Linked DNA regions of Mus musculus: regions 2, 3 and 4 are each linked to region 1. The links are chromatin loops, found by intact Hi-C in ENCODE. Cell type or tissue: gastrocnemius. All regions are shown on one strand. Each heading gives the region's core, and the rest is flanking DNA. Links, peaks and the distances in the headings are about the cores only. Region 1 has its middle 11 kb from the start of Cyp2d10. Region 2 holds the start of Septin3 (septin 3). Region 3 holds the start of Ndufa6 (NADH:ubiquinone oxidoreductase subunit A6). Region 4 holds the start of Naga (N-acetyl galactosaminidase, alpha).

The links. A loop is a pair of places that touch in the nucleus more often than their neighbours do. Peaks named below come from ENCODE experiments on the same cell type or tissue, not always from the same donor. Only the 100,000 strongest peaks of a DNase experiment are listed, where the experiment ranks them.
Region 2: it touches region 1 in a loop (5-fold over the local background); 16 of 42 quality-filtered maps call a loop at or near these places.
Region 3: a loop joins it to region 1, with 5 times the contacts of the local background. A loop is called at or near these places in 16 of 42 quality-filtered maps.
Region 4: it touches region 1 in a loop (3-fold over the local background); 2 of 42 quality-filtered maps call a loop at or near these places.

Annotation. Positions count from the first base shown.
Region 1 is chr15:82,415,307-82,420,753 of GRCm38, reverse strand. No RefSeq gene overlaps it. Among named protein-coding and RNA genes, the nearest start is that of Cyp2d10, 11 kb to the right of the region's middle. In gastrocnemius, for the core only: a CTCF peak has its summit at 3,036 (motif pointing right); DNase peaks (open chromatin) are centred at 3,055 and 3,716; H3K4me3 peaks cover 798 bases; H3K27ac peaks cover 953 bases.
Region 2 is chr15:82,268,721-82,274,167 of GRCm38, reverse strand. It overlaps Septin3 (septin 3), which reads right to left and starts at 5,366. Exons shown (of 12, transcript NM_001368785.1): 1 at 5,101-5,366; 2 at 1,303-2,735. The coding sequence starts at 2,716. Gm52180 (a long non-coding RNA gene) reads left to right here. Exons shown (of 3, transcript XR_003951511.1): 2 at 1,547-1,824. In gastrocnemius, for the core only: a CTCF peak has its summit at 2,777 (motif pointing right); DNase peaks (open chromatin) are centred at 2,787, 3,691, 4,546, 5,209 and 2 more places.
Region 3 is chr15:82,351,928-82,357,374 of GRCm38, reverse strand. Ndufa6 (NADH:ubiquinone oxidoreductase subunit A6) reads left to right here and starts at 3,084. Exons shown (of 3, transcript NM_025987.3): 1 at 3,084-3,294. The coding sequence starts at 3,147. In gastrocnemius, for the core only: no CTCF peak of the experiment used is centred there; a DNase peak (open chromatin) is centred at 3,053; H3K4me3 peaks cover 3,384 bases; H3K27ac peaks cover 3,089 bases.
Region 4 is chr15:82,337,000-82,342,361 of GRCm38, reverse strand. It overlaps Naga (N-acetyl galactosaminidase, alpha), which reads left to right and starts at 3,536. Exons shown (of 10, transcript NM_008669.4): 1 at 3,536-3,610; 2 at 4,048-4,124; 3 at 4,840-4,975. The coding sequence starts at 4,109. Pheta2 (PH domain containing endocytic trafficking adaptor 2) reads right to left here and starts at 1,183. Exons shown (of 2, transcript NM_177391.4): 1 at 1,091-1,183. In gastrocnemius, for the core only: a CTCF peak has its summit at 3,268; DNase peaks (open chromatin) are centred at 1,109, 3,059 and 3,429; H3K4me3 peaks cover 2,900 bases; H3K27ac peaks cover 3,533 bases.

The sequences.
Region 1 (5,447 bases), core at 144-5,143:
AGGGGTAGGAAGGGGAGGGGAGGGGAGGGGAGGGAGAGGAGAGGAGAGGAGAGGAGAGGAGAGGAGAGGAGAGGAGAGGAGAGGAGAGGAGAGGAGAGGAGAGGAGAGGAGAGGAGAGGAGAGAAGAGAAGAGAAGAGAAGAGAAGAGAAGAGAAGAGAAGAGAAGAGAAGAGAAGAGAAGAGAAGAGAAGAGAAGAGAAGAGAAGAGAAGAGAAGAGAAGAGAGAGTCTGGCCATGAACAAGTAGTTGTGAGGGGGAAGTAGAGGGAAGGGGCAAGGGATTCGCCAGTAGAGGAATCAGATTTTAATAAGATTTATAAGATTAGGTTTTAGTTGTTGTGCCCAGAGATTGAGTTACCATTGTTTCTGAACGAAGTTTGTGTTGCATTTTTCTTCATTTCAGCGGCATATCTAAGTTCAAGAGACAAAGCTATGGCGGCAAAGCACGGGTGCACCACAAAGGCCATGGGGGATTTGAAGCACGGGGTTGGCATGGTAATGACCCACCAGTGGCAAGCTAGTGAGCTGGGTGGAGAGATTGTGGAGTTCTGAGTCAGAGTATCCATGAGATGAAAACAGATCAGCTATTAACCACCAGTGCATGGCCAGCCAGGCCTCCTAGACTGAGAGTTGATGGCACAAGTGCGGGAACATGCTGCTACCATATATTTTTTTAATATTTCCCACAACAGTAATGAGGTAACAGACTACATCTCTGTAAGCTTTTTCTAGCTGTCAAGCTACAGTTACCTTAGCTGTCAATGTAGTCAGAAGTCTGAGAAAGAATAAACAATAATTTAGTAGTTGTATATTATTTACAAAATGACAGAGTCCACTAGCCAACAGTCCCTGTGGTCTCCATGGCAACTTGAGCAGTCAATCTGTCTTTCAAACACAGAAGAGGCAGGACTTTTTCCCTGTGGAATGGATATGTATGACATAAGAAATGGCTTAGCTTGATTTAGATAAGTCATTTGACTCAGGATATCCAGTTTTGTCCACTGTGTTTCTCAGTGATTATCATATCACAATCTAGGCAGTATCTTGTAGCTGGTTCAAATCTTCTGAGACCTCATGGGAATTTAAACTGTTAAAGGCTTTGGGAATTCTGTCTGTCATAAACTTAATAATTAGCAAACCTCTGACAAGATTGAGGGCTATGTCGATTGGTTATAACTGAATAGACCACATCATTATTCGATGGCAGTAGTAGAAACCATCATTATCTATAAAGACAGAAAGGGAATGAAAATCTGAAGTAACTTAGACAGGTTGTGTAAGTAGAGAAAAACCTATTTTTGAATTAGCACAGAAGCATTTGGCTAGGACTAGAGTAAGAAATCAGGCAGCAGTGGCATAAGATCATGGTGACAGAAAATTTGTTGGTCCAGACAGGTTCAGGCCTGTGACACAAACTGAGTGTGCATGCCGTGAGAACAGGGTAAGGGTGTGGGAGCGTGGATAGGTAAATGCTTGGATACAGGGAACCTCTTTCCATTTACCAGACCACTGGCAGTATGTATTAAGATGCCATAAAATAATTGAACCTAGTGTGCCATTAAGTGGCTATTTGGAGCCATTATCTAGTGGATACTGAATCTAGACCTTATTGCAGAATGTACTAGTTTTGATGCCCTCAATTCAGGTGTTAATTTCAGATATTTGATATTTTCCAGGAGACATCCCAGTGGGGTACCTTGCTATAGCTGTCCTACAGCCACTGAAAACTGGGTACTTGAAAGGGAGGCTGGGGATGAAAAAGGACAGGTGAGAGAAGGATGAAGCCAAGACAAAAGTTTCTGACCAAGGCTCAAAGTTTAATTTTTAGCTCTGCGTTTATATAAGGAAAGCCTACAGACCCCATCCTTAGTTTCAGCTGGATTATGTTGCAAATCAAGATCAGCAGGCTGTCTACTCCTGTAGAAAATGGACTCTGCCTGGGTCCAGAAAAGAGTTCAGGTTACAAGTATACAGCCAGGCTAGTTCAGGTCATCACATTAACATCCAGGGACTCTGCCAAGTCCCAGACTCACCAGAAAGAAGTCCAACCTAGATCTAGGAATTGTTGAATGGCTATAAGACCCTGAGGGGTTATGAACCATTTTCAAGAAGGGAAGTCATCCAAGGGTCTAAATCTTACCGTGTATGTCAGCTAGGAGGCAGGTCCTAAGGACTGGGGCATTGAAATTCTAGGGTTTTTTTTTTCTCCTTTTTTTTATTAGGTATTTTCTTCATTTACGTTTCCAATGCTATCCCAAAAGTCCCCCATACCCTCCTCCCATTCTTCTCCCCCCCCCCACTCCCACTTCTTGGCCCTGGTGATCCCCTGTACTTAGGCATATAAAGTTTGCAAGACCAGTGGGCCTCTCTTTCCACTGATGGCCGACATATGCAGCTAGAGACACGAGCTCCAGGGGGTTCTGGTTAGTTCATATTGTTGTTCCACCTATAGGGTTGCAGATCCCTTTAGCTCCTTGGGTACTTTCTCTAGCTTCTCCATTGGGGGCCCTGTGATCCATCCAATAGCTGACTGTGAGCATCCACTTCTGTGTTTGCTAGGCCCAAGAATAGCCTCACAAGAGACAGCTCTATCGGGGTCCTTTCAGTAAAATCTTGCTAGTTTATGCAATGGTGTCAGCGTTTGGAGGCTGATTATGGGATGGATCCCCGGGTATGGCAGTCTGTAGATGGTCCATCCTTTCATCTCAGCTCCAAACTTTGTCTCTGTAACTCCTTCCATGGGTGTTTTGTTCCCAATTCTAAGAAGGGCAAACATGATAAAAAGCAATCTACAGCAAACCAGTAACCAACATCAAAGTAAATGGTGAGAAGCTGGAAGCAATCCCACTAAAATCAGGGACTAGAAATTCTAGGGTTTTTGCAGACTAGTAGCAGGAAAGAAGGAACTGTATGGTTGGTGTGGGCCCATCTGACTGTGTAACTCAGATGGCAGAAGCTAGCCCCACACTGTGGACCGCAACTAGTGGCAGCAGCTCCTGTGGCAGAAGTCTATGAGTCCCACAGTGGCCAGTGGGTGGCAGTGGTTCTGCAGTGTGTCCTCAGTTGGTAGGGCGAGCAGCCCTTCCTGATCCTTCCTGCCAGGTCCTGGTGAACTCACTATGGGTGAGGCAGTGCTATGCTGTGGCCCGTGGATTACTGTGGCACCATTCTGCTGTCTCCTCGGTGGCGGCTGAGGCAGCTGCACCACATTGCAGGCCCCGTGGAGGTGGCCTGAGGCAGAGATGCTGCAGGTCAGGCAGTCTGTGGTTCCGCTCTGCTGCTTGGCAGTGGCTGAGGCCTCAGCTGCAGCAGCGGGGAAACTGTGTATTTAATTTGACCGGGCACTGCATGGGACATCCTACTAACAGCTGGAAGCCACAGCCCAATGCTTCTGACTGTTGGAGTCCACAGTGGGCAGGGAAAAGGAAGTGCCTGAAATAGGGTATTCCAAAACTCAGCAAGGAGCACACTATTCTCCCGGCATGCAGTACTGCTAGCACTCACTTTATAAGTCCCAGGCAGAGAGGGACTGGGTGGTGGGGAGAACGGACCTCCCTCTTGGGCACCGAAGAGTGGCCTCTCGGACAAGGCAAAAGCTGTTTTTCTTGTGGCTGCAGTGGGACATCTAAAAGCAACTACAACAGTGGACAAACAGGCAGAGTCCAGTGGCAGCTTTGGTGGGGGCAGCAGCTAGGAAAGCAAGTCTCACGAACAGAATCCCTGGCAGGGCACAAAGGGTGGAGCTAGACCCATTCCCCCCCCCCCCCCCGGGGAACCACAAGCAAATGCAAGAGGAGGGAGGGCAGTAGACAGAGTCCTTGGCAGCAGTCAGGGCCAGCCCCACTTTTGAGATGGCAAACTGGCTGAATGAGCAGCAGCCACAGCCGGAGCCAGCAAATGAGGGATTGGGGAGGGGAAAGTCTATGCCATGTTTAAGTATGGTCCCCATAGACTCATATATTTGAACAAGCCTATGGAGGACAGGGAGTGGAATGTGATGGTTTGTATATGATTGGCCCAGGGAGTGGCACTATTAGAAGGTGTGGCCCAGTTGGAGGAGGTGTGTCGCTGTGATTATGGGAATTAAGACCCTCATCACAGCTAACTGAAAGCCAGTATTCTGCTAACAGTCTTCAGATGAAGATGTACCACTCTCAGCTCTGCCTGCACCATACCTGCCCAGACACAGCCATGCTTCCAACTTGAAGAAAATGGACTAAACCTCTGAACCTATAAGCCAACCCCAATTGAATGTGGTTCTTTATAAGAGTTGCCTTGGCTGCAACCCTATAGGTGGAACAACAATATGAACTACCCAGTACCCCACAGAGTTCGTGTCTCTAGCTGCATATGTATCAGAAGATGGCCTACTCGGCCATCAGTGAAAAAAGAGGCCCATTGGTCATGCAAACTTTATCTGCCTCAGTACAGGGGAATGCCAGGGCCAAGAAGTGGAAGTGGGTGGGTGGGAGAGGGGTGGGGGAGCATGGGGGAGACTTTTGGGGTAGCATTGGAAATGTTGGTAATGGTGTCTGTTCACAGCAGTAAAACCCTAACTAAGGCACATGTCCACTCCATTCATCCCCATAGGAAAGGCCACAGCATGTTTTTGTTCTTCAGTTCTATCAGCCATCTTAGAAGGGTCTTGAAGCTTGGTACCATGAAAAAGGGGGACCACTCCTGTATCTTTTTTTGTTTGTCTGTATGTCTTTGGATATTTGTGAACCATGGAACTGTGGCCATAGATGGCCAATGACCCTTCGGGGAGGAGCCTCCTTTGCCTTCTCTATATATTCTCAAAGGGGAACTCCTGGTTAATAACACCCTTAGTAGTTTTATTGAGTAATTCCTCCACAGTTGTCCTCAGTTCTGGGTGACACTCTCTGAAGAATGCACAAGGCTTTGCAAGCTATGCTCCCTGGAAGTCTGTGTTTCCAGGGCTGTTTTTTTTTTTTTTTTTTTTTTTTGGTTTTTCGAGACAGGGTTTCTCTGTGTAGCCCTGGCTGTCCTGGCACTCACTTTGTAGACCAGGCTGGCCTCGAACTCAGAAATCCACCTGCCTCTGCCTCCCAAGTGCTGGGATTAAAGGCATGCGCCACCACGCCCGGCTTCTTTTTTTTTTTTTTTTCCAGGGCTGTTTTGATTGAACCACAAAGTGTGGTCGTGGCCTCATTGTCTTAATGATAAGTGACAGTGGCATTGTTTGTGTGCTTGTTGGCTGCTTGTCAATTCACTTTGCACAGAAGTCTGTGCAAGCCTTTGGCTCATGCTTGCTACAGATATCTGATATACAATTTTATTTCTGACACTGTCTTCTCAGACCTCTGGATAACCATTATTTCTTCATCCCATGGTTTGCTTCTTTTCCTCCCTTTTATTTTTTTTTTTGACAATTAATCAGGAAGTATATTATGCAGTATGTTAAAAGATAACAAGTACCACAGCCAT
Region 2 (5,447 bases), core at 302-5,301, 150 kb after region 1:
TATAGTGAGTTCCAGGACAGCAACATGGTCAAGGACAGAGACGGTACATAAGTCAAATTGGGAATAGACTGAATGGGATGGAGAAGAAAATGAGGAAGACTGGTTACCTGGGAATCCCATCACCATGGTTCCTGCAGCTGAGCAAGATGGGGGAGGGCAGCAGCTGGTTCTAGAAGAAAAGGGCTCCCTGCCTCTGGACATGTCCTGGAGATACCCAGGGGGAGTAGTCCAGCAGAGTTCAGGAGAGAGAGCTGAGCTGAAGCTGGAGAGCTGGGGTTACACCGCAAAGAGTGAAAACGGAGGCCGCATGCACAGTGGGATAGGAGAGGCTCTGACGAGCCGAGGACTCAGCTCACGAATTGGACTGGATATTTCCCAAGCCTTTCTCCTGACCCAGAATCTGAGCTGAGACATCCATAGAATTTCTAGCCCTTGTGCTGACCTGTTTATAGACATGTATAGGATTTACACACACACACACACACACACACACCTCCAACTTTAAAGAGCTGGAGCCAAGACTTCCAGGTAAGGCTGGCTGTGAACGTTATCCTTCCACCTTTACCTCCCAGTCACTGACATTCCTTTTAAGTAGCAATTCTGTGTTTTTGCTCATTAGCCTTTTTTTGCGGGGTGGGTGGGGAGATGTCCAGAGAGGGTTTCTCTGTGTAGCACTAGCCATCCCAGAACCTGCTCTGTAGACCAGGGAGGCCTCGAGCTCAGATAGACTTTCCTTAAAGCTGGAATCATCTACAAATCACCCAATTATCCTGACTTTTTAGAGAACTAAGAAACAAGCATAGAGCCAGGCGTGGTGGTGCATGCCTTTAATCCCAGCACTCAGGAGGCAGAGGCAGGCGGATTTCTAAGTTTGAGGCCAGCCTGGTCTACAAAGTGAGTTCCAGGACAGCCAGGGGTATACAGAGAAACCCTGTCTCAAAAAAAAAAAAAAAGAGGAGGAGGAGGAGGAGGAAGGGGAGGAAGAAGAAGAAGAAGAAGAAGAAGAAGAAGAAGAAGAAGAAGAAGAAGAAGAAGAAGAAGAAGAAGAAGAAGCAGCAGCAGCAGCAGCAGCAGCAGCGGCAGCAGCAAGCATAGATCCTGGTCAAGAAGGGGACTTAGCATATCCTCAGCTGTGAGCCTTCCTCCTGACAGTGTCCTTCAGCCCCTCAACCCCTGCCCCCTTTTCTGCCACCTATTCAATTCTGACCAGAGAGCCCCCACTCTCTTTCATAACCTGGTGAGCTGGATGCATCCCTGCTCACCCACCAGCAGATCTTCCCCCAACCAAGCTCTTGCATTTACCTTTGGGTTCTGGGGCCAGGTCCAGCGAGGTGGGTTCCTTGAGGCTGTCTGTGGAAGCACCCACAGCTCCATGGTCCTGGGCTGGGTCTGTGCTTCTGCTCGGCTTTTGAGGAGAGGTAGCATAGGTAACCGTGTCTCTGATAGTCCCATTGTTGACAGTGTGTGGCTTGGTCTCACTACTGGCTGGGTCTGGGCAGACCAGCACAACTGAATCCATGGCTGTACCTAGTCTGCTTGTCTCCAGTGCAGGAGAATCTGTCATTGTGTCCGGCCTGCCTACGGTGGCTCTGGCCAAAGCTTTGACTGTGTCCAACCTGGTTATGCCCTGCTTGGCCTCATCCGATGTTGGCAAAGCCACGTTTGAGTTCCCCGTGGTCAAAAGCTTGACACTTTCCTGCTTGTCTGATGCTGCAGTTACCAAATTCGGAACCTGGCCTGACTTGGTTGTCACTGCTCTAGCTAAATCCCTGGCTGTGCCTGCTGCAATTGAGTCTGTCACTTTTCCTGACTTGGATACTACAGGTAAGTTGGTGGCCAGGTCCATCCTGGCATCCAGAACAGGAAGCTCTGCGCTTCTGACCAGTCTGGACTGGTTTAGTGTAGGCATATTGATAGCCAATTCCGGTCTGTGGAGAGCCACTGTGCCTATATGTCTGGCTTTATCTAGTTTTGTGCTCACAACAGACACATTTGCAGCCGAGGTAGCCCTTTGGAGGTATGCTCGGGATCTGGGAATACCCCTGGGCCTGCACTTGCCTCTTCCTGGAGAGGCTCTGGAAGGGACTTGTCCCATGGGACCTGGCCCCGGGAGGCTTGACGAACTCTGAATGAACTGAGCTTGGAAAGGTAAAGTCAGGCATGAAGACACCAGAGGTTTATTCCCTGTGGGTGTTCTGCTGGCTTTGGTAAGTTCTGGGTTCCCATGGCCTTCAGAGGAGGTCCTGACCTGTGGCACATGAGCCATGAGTGGCAAACTTGAAGCAGACAGCCTCCCTTCTCTGTGGGTGACAGCCTCCTTGTGCAAACTGGGCAATTCTTCCCAATGAGAAAGTGAGGCATCTAAGGGCCGCGTTTGGACATTCTGGTGTATTGTTAAGGAAATAGAGCTGAGTTTCCTGGGCATAAAGCTATTGGGAGGCATGGAACTCAGGGACCCCGTGGCAGTGCCCTGTTGGGACATACTACAGGCCCTGGATCTAATGCTTGGCTGTTTGGAATTCTCTAGGACACTGCTTTGGGGGAAGGCATCCAAACGCCCAGTCTTCTTGATGACAGGGATGAGGGGGGACACATCTGCAGTGAGCTTTTGGTGGGTGTGGTGCCCCAGCATGTGGCTGTGAGAGAAAGATGTTCTGGGGCCTGGAGCCCTGTGTGGCTGCATCTCCGGAGGAGCAGGTGCGAAGGCGTGGTTCATCCAGGCTGTCCAGCTTTCCCTAAGGCAATCACAAGGGAGGAGGGAGGGACAAGGACAAAGTCTCAGCTCTCAACCAGCAGGTGGCGCTGCCAGCCTGAGGGAACCTAGCGTGAGGGCCTTAGGGGAGTTTGTGTTTTCCTATGGCCCAACAGCTTCCACCTGCTGCAGATTGACACACACCTCATACAGCTGCCCAGTCTGCAGCCACATTATAGGCACTGCCATCAAACAACTTGCCCCTGACATCAGAGAACCCAGCATGGAGTTTAGCTGTCTCTTTTCCCTGGTTCCGGAGGGTGGATGCTCTCCCTGGACAGCTCTGTGGAGGTTACATATGAATTCAAGGACTCTGGAGGAAGGCAATCTTGCCTGTCTCTTGCAGAAACCACCATAGCAATGAAAACAAGAGTCCAGGTATCTGGGTCAGAGACTGTGGGATGTCCAGGTGGCCTGAGAACAGAGTCTGAACCGGGAGTCCCTGCACCCCACTAGGAAAGAGCCCCTGAGCTGGAGTATTGCTGGTGAGAGACATTTGGGGGAAGCCTGAATAGGGTGGATGTCAGCTGAAGGAAACTGTGCCTGGCATCAGGCAGCTCCTAAGGACAGCCCACAGATGAGAAGGGAGAGCCTCCTTTTGAAAGCCCCAGCACAGGACTTCCAGGCTCTGCTTGGCAGAGTAGAGATAAGGCTGAAGGTGAACAGGGTCCAGGAGAGGCTGCAAAGCTGTTCGGGTCCTGCAAGATAACTTGATGCTCGCTGCTCTTAGGAACAACCATTTCAAAGACAGCTTGAAAGGGGAAATGTTGGGAACGGATCTGAGAGTACTGGATCCGTGGGGCGTGACTGAAGGACTCTGAGGTCTGGGCAGTGGGTCAGGGATGAGGTTGGAAAAGGCTGCCTGGGGGCAGGGAGTTGAGAGAAAAGGGGGTCCCCAGCTCGATGATCCAGTGTTGACAGGTGACAGGTTGACAGGTAGTCGAACCATACTCCCCAAGGTGGTCTCCAGGGTCCCCAGGGGGCTGACTGGTGCTGCCTCTGGGACAAAGTTATCTCCATTACTTTCAACACCACAGGCCAAGACTGGCCGGGGGGGGGGGGGGGAGGGCAGGGGAGAGGCGGGGGAGGTGAGGGCTGCCAGTAGAGAGTGGTATCGCATCCGTCTCTCTGAAGTTTGGAACAGGAGAAGCAGGATGCAAGGGGGCTCTTGTTCTGCCTTAAGGGATGGCTTTAGCCTATCATCTCTGGCCATGTATTTCTCTCAACTGTCCAGCCTCTCTGCCTCTTCTCCATTAGGCATATCCCTGCCGCCCTGACCTCTCTTGCCCACTGTTCCCACCACATGCACCTGGGCACACCGTGTTCACCCTTCGCTTAGCCACAGACCCAAGGACCAGAACTCCTGAGGTCACCTTGTTCTTGTGTCACTAGATCCTTGCCTCCTCAGTGAGCCCCGTGTCCTGTGAACACCTTGGTTCTACCCTCCCCACATACCCACACACACACACACACACACACACACACACAAACAGGCAGGCACACCTACCTGGATCAGAAGACAGAAAAGAAGCCGGTGGTTTTCAGTCAAGGAAGCTGACCTCTTGCAGACCCCACCCACTCCTCTGCACCCAGAGGCTAGCCATGTGGCCGGGCTCAGAGACCTCTCTTCTCTGGGTCCTCTCTTGAGCTTTCACTAAGCCTCCTGATCATAGTCCACTAGCTGAGGGCCCAGTTCTCCCCTGACCTGTCCCTCTCGCTGGACTGGGCTCCGGGCAGGGAGGCTCTGGCCTCTTGAGAGTGGGTGGCAGTGAATGGCTGCTCTGAGTCTCTGGAATCCTACAGAGCTATGGGCGTCAGCCAGCTGAGCTGCCCTATACGCGCAGAGCCACCTAGGGAGGGGATGGCACATAACCCATGTGTCCTTGTCTCCAAGACTGGACCCTTGAGAAGTGTCACCAGTAAGAGAGAACTGAGCTACTCCAACGGTGATGTCCCTGTTTGTCTCATGCCCTCCCACTTTCCCTCTGCAACCACCTAAGACTTTGCTGACCCCAGGGCCATCTGTGTCCATGCTCCTGCGGTTGTGCTTCATGTTGGGATTTCTGTGTATACAACTGTACCCTTCAAATCCATTCTCTGAGACCCATCCTGCTTCAGACAGATCCTCTGCTAAGTAAGACTCGGGGTATGAAGCTAGCCAGCCCCGGGCCAGACCTCAAAGAAATCCACAGACCTACCCCAGCTGTCTCTGGTGAGGCAGATCCTCAGCAGCCTGTGGCCACTGGGCTAAGAACCTTTTCCTGGGTTCCCCAGCACCAGGCTGCTCTGTCACATGATAGTATGAGAAGGACCGTGGTGGGAAGAGACGCCATTGGCTGGGTACTTACTCTGTGCCAGGGACTGAGCCAGGCTGGAGAAACTCAGAGTCTTCTGCCAAAGCCAGGCCCGTAAGCAGATGGGCACAGCATCTCAGCCACAGAGTGCAGGCCACAGACGTGCCCTAAACACTCACTCTGAGCCAGGAGCCAAGCCCAACGTTCTCTTGGCATGTCCTCGACCCATCATCTTGCCACTTCCTTTCTGCCATACCCCACAACACTGGGGGCTCTGGCCTGCTTTCCTGTGAGCTGCTCGCCTTGGCGAGTGAGCTTCTGGCCGGCCAATAGAACTTTCTGTGATAATGGAAATGTTCTATGTGTCCACTGTCCAATAAAATAGCCACCAGCCACAGGCG
Region 3 (5,447 bases), core at 193-5,192, 63 kb after region 1:
CTAAAAGTGAGTGTTGTATGAGGTCATTCTGGCCCCTCCTGTCATCTATCTTACGATCTGTCTGTCTGTCTGATTGACATATATACAGAGAGAGAGACAGAGACAGAGACATAGACAGAGACAGACAGAGAGAGAGAGACTCTCAATATGTAGCCTAGGCTAGCCTAAACTCAATATATATACAAACTCCCAAACTCTAGGTCCTTCTCTGTTCCCTTACCCGCCTAAAATTCACATTCATAGTGACATAGTGGTTGTGAAATGCTTCCTTCTCTGACTGAGGTGGGGCAGCACACCTCCCTTGGTTTCCCAATGAGGGCTTCTCCTATTAGAGAAGCCATTAACAGTGTCTAGAAAATTGGTCTTATGGCTGAGACAGATCAATAACAACATGACTGATTGCATGATTCTGCTGTTCCTATCTGCTGCTTCAAGTCCTGGTGAGCATTTTAAAGCAGAGCCACCACATCTTACTGAGAGTGCTGCTAGCAGTGTATTCAACTCTAAGTTCTGTGAGTCACTCAGGACTCCGTGTCAATGAGTACGGTATCAAGCTCATCCTGCAAGGAAGCTAGGAGAGGGGAAAGGAAGTAAGATCAGTTCTGGAGAGGAGGAAGGGGATAACCAAGAAGGATACACAGAAGGGGAGAGCCAAGAAGGAAGGGATACACAGAGGGCAGGACTGGGCCTTAAGGATCCTTCTCACTGGGTTGGGTATGGGTTAACAAGAACACCTCTAAACCTACTTACCAAGCACGCCCATCTGGATGACAGTCAGGGATCCAGAGACTTCTTTGTGTCAGTGTCCACGTAGCCTACAGACAGCCTGGGAAGAGTGTCAATACCAGCCTTGCCTGGGAGTTGGGTGCGCAGGCCCTCCTTTTGCAGGGAGGGTGTGGCATCGTGATGTAGAGAGCTTTCAGATAGACAACCCCTCCATATCTGAGAAGGGTGTCATGCCAATTGCCTCAAGGTGGTTCTAAGTGTGCCCGGCGAGGGGTAACACCCTCACTGGTACTCCTTTGGTTCAGTTCAACGCCATTCAAGGATAAGGGGGCAGTAACGAGGTGATGAGGGAGCGCCATGTGAAGTCCTGAAGACATGGAAGTCACAGTGACATGGGAGGGCTTAACACCGAGCAGCCTATCCTCTGAATCATAAGTAAGAAGGGAGCCTAGCAGCGTCCAAGTGCCATCCACTCACCCAGCCAGTGTTTGTTGAGCTTCCATGTGGGGTACAGCAGCATGCTGGGACACAGAAAGGACACAGAGCCTGCCTCTGAGGGTACTCAGTGATATCAAGTGAGTGGGCATAGCGCATGACAGCAATTCCTACCTCCTCCAAACCTCATAAAGGTCGCTGAATCACGACTATGTACCTGTAGATGGCCAAAACTAGAGAATGTCTTGGTTTATATGCACATGAAATACTAGTCACGACAGAAAAGACTACATTTTAGACCTTAAAACAAGTCTGAAAAACTAAATTTTTTAAATAATTTATCTGTATGTGCGTGTGTGTGTGTGTGTGTGTGTGTGTGTGTTCATGTGTGTATGTGTATAGGGACCACATTATGCAGGTGCTTAATAGAGGCTAGAAAAAAGGTTACTGGGCCCCTTAGAGCTAGTTATGGTAGTTGTGAATCATCCAACATGGGTCTATAAAGAAAGTCCCAGGTTAGCCAGGTTTCAAAAAGGAGGGGAGAGAATAAAAGAAAAAAACAAAAATCAATAATGTGGTGGTTTGGGCCCCATAAGTTCATGTGTTTGAATGCTAGGTCCCTAGTTAGTGGAACTGTTTTGGGAAGGACTAGGAGGTGTGGCCTTGTTGGAGTATGTGGCCCTTGTTGAAGATGTGTCACTAGAAGTGACTAGAGGCCGGCCCAGTCTTTCTCTATTGTAAGACCTCAGCTGCTGCTTCAAGGCCACTCATGCCTGCCTGCTGCCATGCTCTCCTCCATGAGAGTTTAAATGCTGTGTGCTGAGCATATCTGTGTGCATTGTACTTTGACTGGAAGTACTGTTTGTTCAAATCACCACAAAAATATCCATAAAAGCATGGTGCACTTACTATATTAGAATGTCGTTAGGCAGCAATTCTTCAGCTTTTATTTATATAGCAGCGAATATATATAGATATATACCATAGAGTATAGATATAGATTAGATACAGAGGTAGATATAGCTTCCATGGTTTGGGATGTAAAATCCCTAGTCTAAAATGGAAATGATTAGGCTAGGTGAAGTAGCACTAAGGAGACTGAAGCAGGGGAAATGTGGAGTGCAAGGTCAAATGTAACTGCGGGGCTGGAGAGATGCCTCAGTGAGTGCTTAAGCACTCTAACTGCTCTGCCAAAGGACCTGGGCTCAATTCCCAGCTCCACAAAGCAAATCATAACCGTCGGTCCCAGAGGAATCCATAGCCTTCTTTTGGCCTCCATGGACTCCAAAAAGCACACGTGGCGCACACCTATACAAACATCCAAAACACCCACACACATTTATTTACAAAAAGGCAACCGCAAGTGCTGTGGGCACAAACCTGCAGAGGCAGAGAAATCACTGCAAGCTCTGAGGCCAGCCTGGCTGGTCTACGTAAGTGAGTTCCAGGCCAGGCGCAGTGAGACGACAACTCAAAACAATGGCATGAAGTAAGTAAACAAACGGGGCTGAGAAACGCCAAAAAGCTCAAGCCAGAGGCGCTTTTGCGATCGACACCATGTCTACAAGAAAACGGTTTTCCGGAAGCACATACACAATATGCTCAGCAGTACGCACTGTTGCTGCGGAAAGACTGCCATTGCCGCCTGGCACCGTTATCTATGCCCGAGGTCTTCTCCTCCGAGCCTGCCAACCACGGCGCCTGGCTGAAGGAACAAACTTTTGGTAAGAGCAGACAGAGCGCCTCACCGCTGCCTGAAGCCTCGACGCTGCGCCTCCTGGTGGTTCCTCAGCGCCGCCGTTGAACGAGCCAACCCCGGATCGGTGTTTCCGCGGTAGAGCATGCGCATTGCAGAGCCCGAGGCTTCCAGCCAATCAGAGAGCCCTAGTCCAGTCAGTCCTTCCCTCTGCACTGCAGGAGGCACGGCAGCGAGTCCCGTGGCACCGCGCGTGCGCACGCTGAAGGGGCGGGGCTTCCTCGGCAAGATGGCGGCCGCGGCCACCGGCCTGCGCCAAGCTGCTGCTGCGGCAGCCAGTACCTCGGTGAAGCCCATTTTCAGTCGCGACCTGAACGAGGCCAAGCGGAGGGTGCGCGAGCTCTACCGCGCTTGGTATCGGGAGGTGCCGAACACCGGTGAGAGGCAGGGGTGCATTCGGGGCGCCGGAGGCACCTGCCCAAGGTCTCTCGGCCGAGCTGAGGTCACGTAGTGGGACAGAAACGAGCCCTGGGCTTCGGGGGAAGGGGGTCACCCGAGCCAGAGTGCCCCACACCGGGACAGGGCTTCCGAGCGCCCCAGTTGCTTTGGTGGCCTTTGTTCCTTATTTCTTATGGAGCCCCTGGGAGGGGCGTCCGCGGTCCTGAGCTAGCCCCGGGTGCTTCTTGAACCCAGCTTTACAGTTCCAGAGAAGGTTCTAGATGCCCATTCGATTTTGTAACTAAAGTGGCGAAGGGCTTTAGCAGTTATCTGTTACTTAGTCTGGAGAACAAACTGCATCACGAGAGGGAAACGACTTGACGAAGGTCACCCAGTAGCTGCCTGCTGCCCTTTGAAGCCTCCAGACGAAATGGCCCCTCAGAGCTCCCCAGCTTTGCTCACTAGATCAGCTTGCCCCAGAATTTTGAAGTCTAACCCCCTTCTGCTGCAAAACACGCCTTTTCCCGTAGGTGGGAGAATCTAGTCTGTTCACCTGAGTGGCGAGTGTGAATCTGCAATCTTGGTTGTCTCCCTCAATGCTGCCACTGTAGTGGATTTTAAAAGGGGGTTAGCGAGAGTTCAAATGTCCTACATATGTCAGGGACATCTTTTGTTGTTGAGTAGACATGTATTTAACTTGAGCTGATCTGAGGGGAAAGGCGTTTTCCAATGAGTAACAACAGCTCCACAGCACGCCTCAGCACTGCTTGAGAGGCAGCCACACTGTCCTCAGTTTCGACCTTTATTAGCTGTGTGACCTTGGGTAAGATTTTTCACCGGTATTTGCTCATCTGTGAAATGGCCATAATACTGTCTTCTTCCGGGAGTTACTGTATTAAATAGGTTACTTAAGTAACTGATATAAAACTCGGGGGAGGCACTGATGGGAGAAGATTCCTCTTAGTTATTAGAACACAGACTGGAGAAAAAACAAAACAAAAAAACCATGCCCACCTCAGGCTGGAGTTTACCTGACAGTAGTTATAATACTGCACCCTTCAGTCTCTGGGCCTGATGCTTCACAAATACTAAGATTCTGAGTGACGGGTTCTGTCTCAACTTAAACTTGTCTCAGTTTGTCATTGTACAGTTCTTTCCTGAAATCCCTGTGTGCGCACTGACCTTGGTGACAGCTCTCTCAGAACCTAGCCTAGTGTTCACCATTTCTGCAATCACTGAATTGGAGTATAACAAAAGATTCAAACCTGATTTAGACACAGCATGATTTTGTCTGTGTTTTTGTGACTTTTTGTTGTTTTGTTTTTCTGAGACAGCGTCTCACATTGTAGCCTTGGCTGGCCTGGAACTTGCTACGTAAACCAGGCAGGCCTTGAACTCAAAGAGCCATCTGCCTCTGTGCTACCACACCGGGCTTGGTTTTGTTTTTGGGTGTTGTGTTTTGGTTTGGTTTGTTGTTTTTTGTTTTTTTGAGACAGGGTTTTTCTGTATAGCCCTGGCTGTCCTGGAACTCACTTTGTAGACCAGGCTAGCCTCGAACTCAGAAATCCGCCTGCCTCTGCCTCCCGAGTGCTGAGATTAAAGGCGTGCGCCACCATGCCCAGCACTGTTTTTGTTTTTGTTAAGGTTTTGCCTCAATTCTGGGATTAAAGGCATCTGCCACCATGGTTGGCTGATTGCAGTTTTATAGATCAGAGTGGACATGTCACAAGAATGGCCAGTGCACAAGGTATCTTCACTAAATGAATATACTGACCTCTGTAGCCAGAATGTTTAACACCTAGTGATCCTTTTGTATCCTTGGTGTCCTCAGCAAATCTGCCGAAGGCTGAGTGTCAGGGGATGGGTGACTAAAGCCTGCTTTTCTCTTTTGAAACAAGATCTTGCTGTGGATTCATAGCACCATACACAGCCACGGCAAACCTCCAGCCTGTAGGCTGGGTTTACAGTCCTGTTACCACTAAGTCCAGTTTACAACCTAATCTCCAAAGGACACCCATGTAGCACATTAAGTTCAGTCACCTGAGTTTGTGCCACTGTTTAGCCACTGACTTAATAGATTGGTGAATACTGTGACTTTTTAAATGTATTTTATTACTTTTTAAAGTTGTGTGTGTGTGTGTGTGTGTGTGTG
Region 4 (5,362 bases), core at 363-5,362, 79 kb after region 1:
ACCACCTAGGGGTAACCACATCACACCAACGAGCACCAGAGGAAGGAGGAGGTGACCAGGGGTGAATGGGACCGGCTCTGTAAACTCCAGCGGTGTGTCCTGGGGCACTGAAGACATAGCCACTAAATTCTGGTGCTCCAAGGTTCCTATACAGCTGAACTGGCAAGGGTCATATGAGGAAGAGTCAGCACTTGGTCTTATAACTTCTAGGTGGGGCCTTGTTGGTGACACACTTATCAGCAGAGTCACAGAAGGGGACAGGGTGGCCTCTTATCTAACCACACAGCTCAGCCACATGGTTTCCAGAGAGCCTGCAAAAGGGTTCTCAGAGAACGTGAGAACTGTTCTAACTTCAGGGCCCCAGTAAAAGGGCAGCCTTTTGCCGGAAGCGCTCCTCCTTTTCATAATCTGCTCATCCCGTAGGGCAACTGAAGTTCCCTGTATGTCTTGGCCCACTGTCTCTTGACTGTAATTCTGGGCTCCCTGGGGCTAGGTAGGTCAGTTAAGTGCAGTTAAGATTTCCTGGCTGTCCCTATGGGATTTCCGTCACCACGATATTGGGGAGAAGTCTCCTGATTACTGATGTACCCAAAGATCGAATTTGGCTTTGTCCCTTTCGCGCACCTCCCCTCCCTATTTGCAGGACATCTAGAGTGGTTAAATCGCCAATAATCAGCCCTGTGCAGACTTGCTGAATTTGTAGGAATGCATCAGTAGACAAAACTAGGTCCCCGTCCTCTTGAAATCTACTTTCCAGCAAAAGAGACACTCCGTAAGCAAATACAATTAAATAAATAATGAATTAATCAAGTAGTGAGTGATAAAAAACGTAGCCAGGAGGCGGGAGGGGAAGAAGGGCTCCAAAGAGAGAGAAGCAAGCAGGCCTGGAATAGAGGAAGGCTGTTCTAGCCGCTGCCCTTTGTGGGCCCCAAGGAGGGGCTGAGTCCACGCACGCCTGCGGCCGCGGTCTCTCCCTCCGGCAGCCCTGCTGGTGCCTGGGTCCCCTGGATCCCGCCCGGGCTTTCCAGCCACGTCCACGGCCACGCCCTCCTGGTCACCTCCTCCCGGAGCCCGCCTGACCGGCTCTCACCTCCGGCGCCCGAGGGCCTGGCCCGTCGAGTGCGATGCTGTCGCCCCCTGGGCTTTCTCGCTCTGAACCCCGGCCTCCGCCCAGGTCGCAAACGTGGCCGCAGGAGCCGGGAGACCCCGCCCGGGAGGCTCGGGGTACCGCCCCGGCCGCTCCCCGCCCAGTACCCACCAGGCCTCCAGATCCGCAAAGTCGCCTCGGCTCGCATATTGGAGGGAAACTGAGGCCCTGGAAGGTGGGGACCTGCCTGCGCCACAGGACTCGTCGGTGAGGGGTCGTCTCGAACCCCAAGCCCAACCTCAGGCTACCCACAGGCCTCCAGCTCTACACCGAAGAAGAATAAGGAGTGCTCTTTTTCCCCCAAAAGTTTCCCCTTACAGCCCATCCAGTATCTCCCCGATCCGCCCCTCTCTTCCCTCTCGCGCGTGCAGAGCCAAACCAGACAAATCATCAGATAGGGCGCTTCCTAAAGCGAGCTCCTACACATCCTGCAAAACCCTGCTAAGGTTCTCAACCAAGTCTTTGGCTTAGCCCCATCTCTGCCTCTAGATATTGGCCATTTCGGCTTCTATCACCCACCAACGCAGGTCTGCAGTCCACTTGTGGTCCTGAGGCTCTACCTGGAGTCTGTCCATAGGCTTGCAGGGAAGGCTGCGGGGAAAGCACTAATAAGATAGGAGACCAGGATTCCCGTAGTCGCCCTGAATGCAACTGTGTTCAAATGCCTGCCTGCCTGCCCACGGGCTTTGTGGATTCCCACCTCAACCCTTGCTTTGCAGTTCCTGAAGCCCAGCCGGCCCTCCCCTCTCACCCTACCCCCACTTAGAGCTCCTTGACATTTAGGTCTCAGCTGTCCGCTCTGAGGTCTCCTCCCTGACCTCACAATGTAAACAAGCATACCCTACATTTTGCTGGATGTTTTAAGGGGGGAGTGTGGTGGTTGGTGGCTGCAATGTTCACTAACTTTTCTTCAACTAGTAGTATCCACTAGAGTAAATGTGTTACAAGGTGAAGGTCGCGGGAGGGTGGGTAAGGGGAGAATACAGCATGAGTTTCCTGAGGAGGGAGGGGAGAGCTTGCCGTTTTTAAATAGAAGAATGGGCAGAGTAGACCTCACTTGGACATATAATTAAGGGAAATGAGGGTGTCGGCTATGCCCATATCTAGAAGTGCATTCTAAGCAGAAGGCACAGCTGGTTCAAAGGCTGTGTTTGAGGGGCCACAAGGAGGGCAATGAGGAAGATGACGGCAGGGAATAGGGTCAAAAGGTAGAGGGTGGGGTTTAGAAACACCATTTCCCCAAACTAAGAGAGTAGCCATCACACAGACTTCAGAGAGACAAGACCAGGGCTGGGTTGGGTTCGTTTTTTTAGGTTAAGTGTGTGCCCGATTATCTGCCTGTATGTGCACCATGTGAATGCCTGGTGGCCTCAGAGTTCAGAAGAGGGCATCAGATCCCCTGGCATGTGAGTCTGGAGACGGACCCTCGTGCTCTGCCAGAGCACTAAGTGCTCTTAACCACTGAGCCATCTTACCAGCCCACAGAGCTGAGTTTTCAGGTTTGCCTTGGCTGCCTTGGAGAAGTAAGGTGGACAAAGGAGGCCCTTGAGGGCTGTCTCCGAATCATCCAGGCAATATGTAATGAGGCCAGCGTTACTGGGTGGGATGAGAGGTGGAATTTAAAGGCAGGAATCAATTTTTGGACAATTGCATGTAAAGGCTGAGAGAAAAGATTGGCAGAGAAGTCGGTTTGCCATTACCTGATAGGAGGAAAATGGCACAGATTCGGAGAGGGGACAGCTATGATCATCATCGGTGTAAAGGCATCCAGAAATAGTGGTTGGCACCTAGCCTGTGTTTAACATATGAATAAGTAATGAATAAATACATTTGGGGAGTGGGTGGGCGAACAACCCCTTGGGTGTCAGGTGGAGGGGGCAGCCTCCTGACCTTTCGAGAGCTGAAACCCCACCCAGCCTCTTTCACTACCGTTTTCGAGTGGTTAAGAGCAAGGTTTCAGGTGGATTTCTGAGTTCGAGGCCAACCTCGTCTAGAGAATGAGTTCCAGGACACAGAGAAACCCTGTCTCGAAGAAACAAAACAAAATAAAACAAACAAACAAACAAACAAACAAACAAAAAAAGAGCAAGGTATCGCCCTCTGTAGGAATTCACTGCACAGCTACTTACTGAGCACGGGCAGTGCGGGCCACCACCCCCGCCCTCTGGGGCGGAGGACGGAGGACTCCAACCAGACCCGAGGCACAGCGGCGCGCGCACAGGGCGCCCAAGCCGACTTCCCACGGGAGCGCGCCTCGGGAACGCGCAGAACGCGAGCTTAGATGGGCGGAGCTTTTGGAGGCTGGGAGCTGGGGCATAGAGGGAGGGCACGGCGTTGCTAGGGGATTCTGATTGGTTGCTCAAGAAGGGTTGTCCCGTGACATTCCGCCTCCCGGGTCGCTATAGGTACAAGCGGCCGCCACGGGGGCTTTCACGGCTTACCGCGGACTGAGCGAGCGCGAGGGTAAGAATCAAGGGGGACCCTGGGCCTGCGATGTTTAAGAACCGAGAATCTGAACCCACACGGGGACCTGGAACCGGACATGGCCTATAGCCTTCCTTCTTCCTGGTATTCCTAGAACCAGTCACAACCGCTCTTGGGCAAAGTGTCCTAGACTATTTGTAGTTCTAAAAGAAGAGCTTAGATTCCGGGAAGTAAAGGGTAGGGAAGGAGTGTGTGAGGGTAGTGAAAGCGACTTGGGACCAAATGTGGAATCCGTAACTTTTATTTTCGGAGATAGGGTCTCTCTACCTAGTAGCCCTGGCTGGCCTGAAACTGGCTATGTGGACCAGGCTGGCCCAGAACTCAGAGATCCTCCTGCTTCTACCTCCTGAGTGCTGAGATTAAAGGTGGGTCCCACTATGCCCGGTGGGATACATAACATCTGTTATCTTCCACAGTTCAGCATATAAAGCTGCTAAGAGCAGATTCGAGTGGGTCCTGAGATTTGACTCCAAGGCAATGTTGCAGAAGACAGGTACCCTCACCTACTCAGGTGGCTTTGCAGGGGAGGACTGTGGCGAGGAAGCCCCAGCCCTCCTCTTTCTTGATGGGGGTATGTGGGGAGAAGTGTGCCTCTCCTTGGAGCTGGGCCAGGAAAATCAAGGAGATGCCCCACACCTCAGAATCGTTTCCCCTCCAAAGAGGCCACTTCCTTTTTCAGCCCTGCTCCAGTGTATAGGTCCTATCTTACCCGATCCTGGCGGGCTGTAGCAGCCCTGTCATGTGGGTGTGGTAATTTATATATAAGGAAGCTGAAAGCCAAGAGGAAGGGGCTTGTGTAGGTGAGCAGCTGGGTACAAGTCCACCCTGACCAACCCCTTTAGGCCCTTCTGAGGCTTTCTGAGGTGGAGAGCAAAAACTCCAAGGCCTCAGAAACCCAGAGTCCACAATGAACTGTCATTTCTGTGTAGGGAGGGAGGGAAGAGGGCATCTGGTCTCATGTATATCAAGGACATGACTTCAGGGGTCCGTTCCATTGATTCCCAGTCTGTAGCAACAGCTTTTTGAATACATTACTTTGCCCCATGTACCCCCCCCCCCAGACTGCACTCACAGGCTGAGGCAACTCTAACCCTACTGGCCTGTACCTGGGGAGGGCTGAAGGGCTGGAGGGGTTGAGGTGATGACTGGGGTTGGGGGGTGGGGTGCTGTAGGAACCATTTACAAGTCACCATCCACCTCCCCCTCAGTGCTCTTACTGGCCCTGGTGGCTCAGGTACTGATGCTGGAGAATGGGCTACTGCGGACTCCACCCATGGGCTGGCTGGCCTGGGAACGCTTCCGCTGTAACATCGACTGTGTGGAGGACCCGAAGAACTGCATCAGGTGAGTAAGATCTGCTTACCCAGGGCAACAAAATGGGGTCAGTGGGTCAGTGGGTGAAAGACACTCATCAGCAAAAATTTTAAAAAAATTTTTTTAAATAGAAAAATGCAGAGTCAGAATGAATGTATCTGACACCTAGCCCCATGACCTGCTTGGGGCCTCAGTAGGTGTACTTGGCCTCTGAGGTAACTGAAAGAAGATAAAATGCCAGACAGGCCCCACAGGCTTCCCTAGGCCTAGTCCTGCCCTTTGGCCTGGATGCCAGACCACCTCTTTCTCGCCCTACCCTAACCCTGGAAGGTCATTTACACTTGTTATCCTGGCCCCACCTCAGCTGACAGTAGAGGCTTGGTTTTTTATAGCCAGAATTCAGAGCAGAGAGAAAGA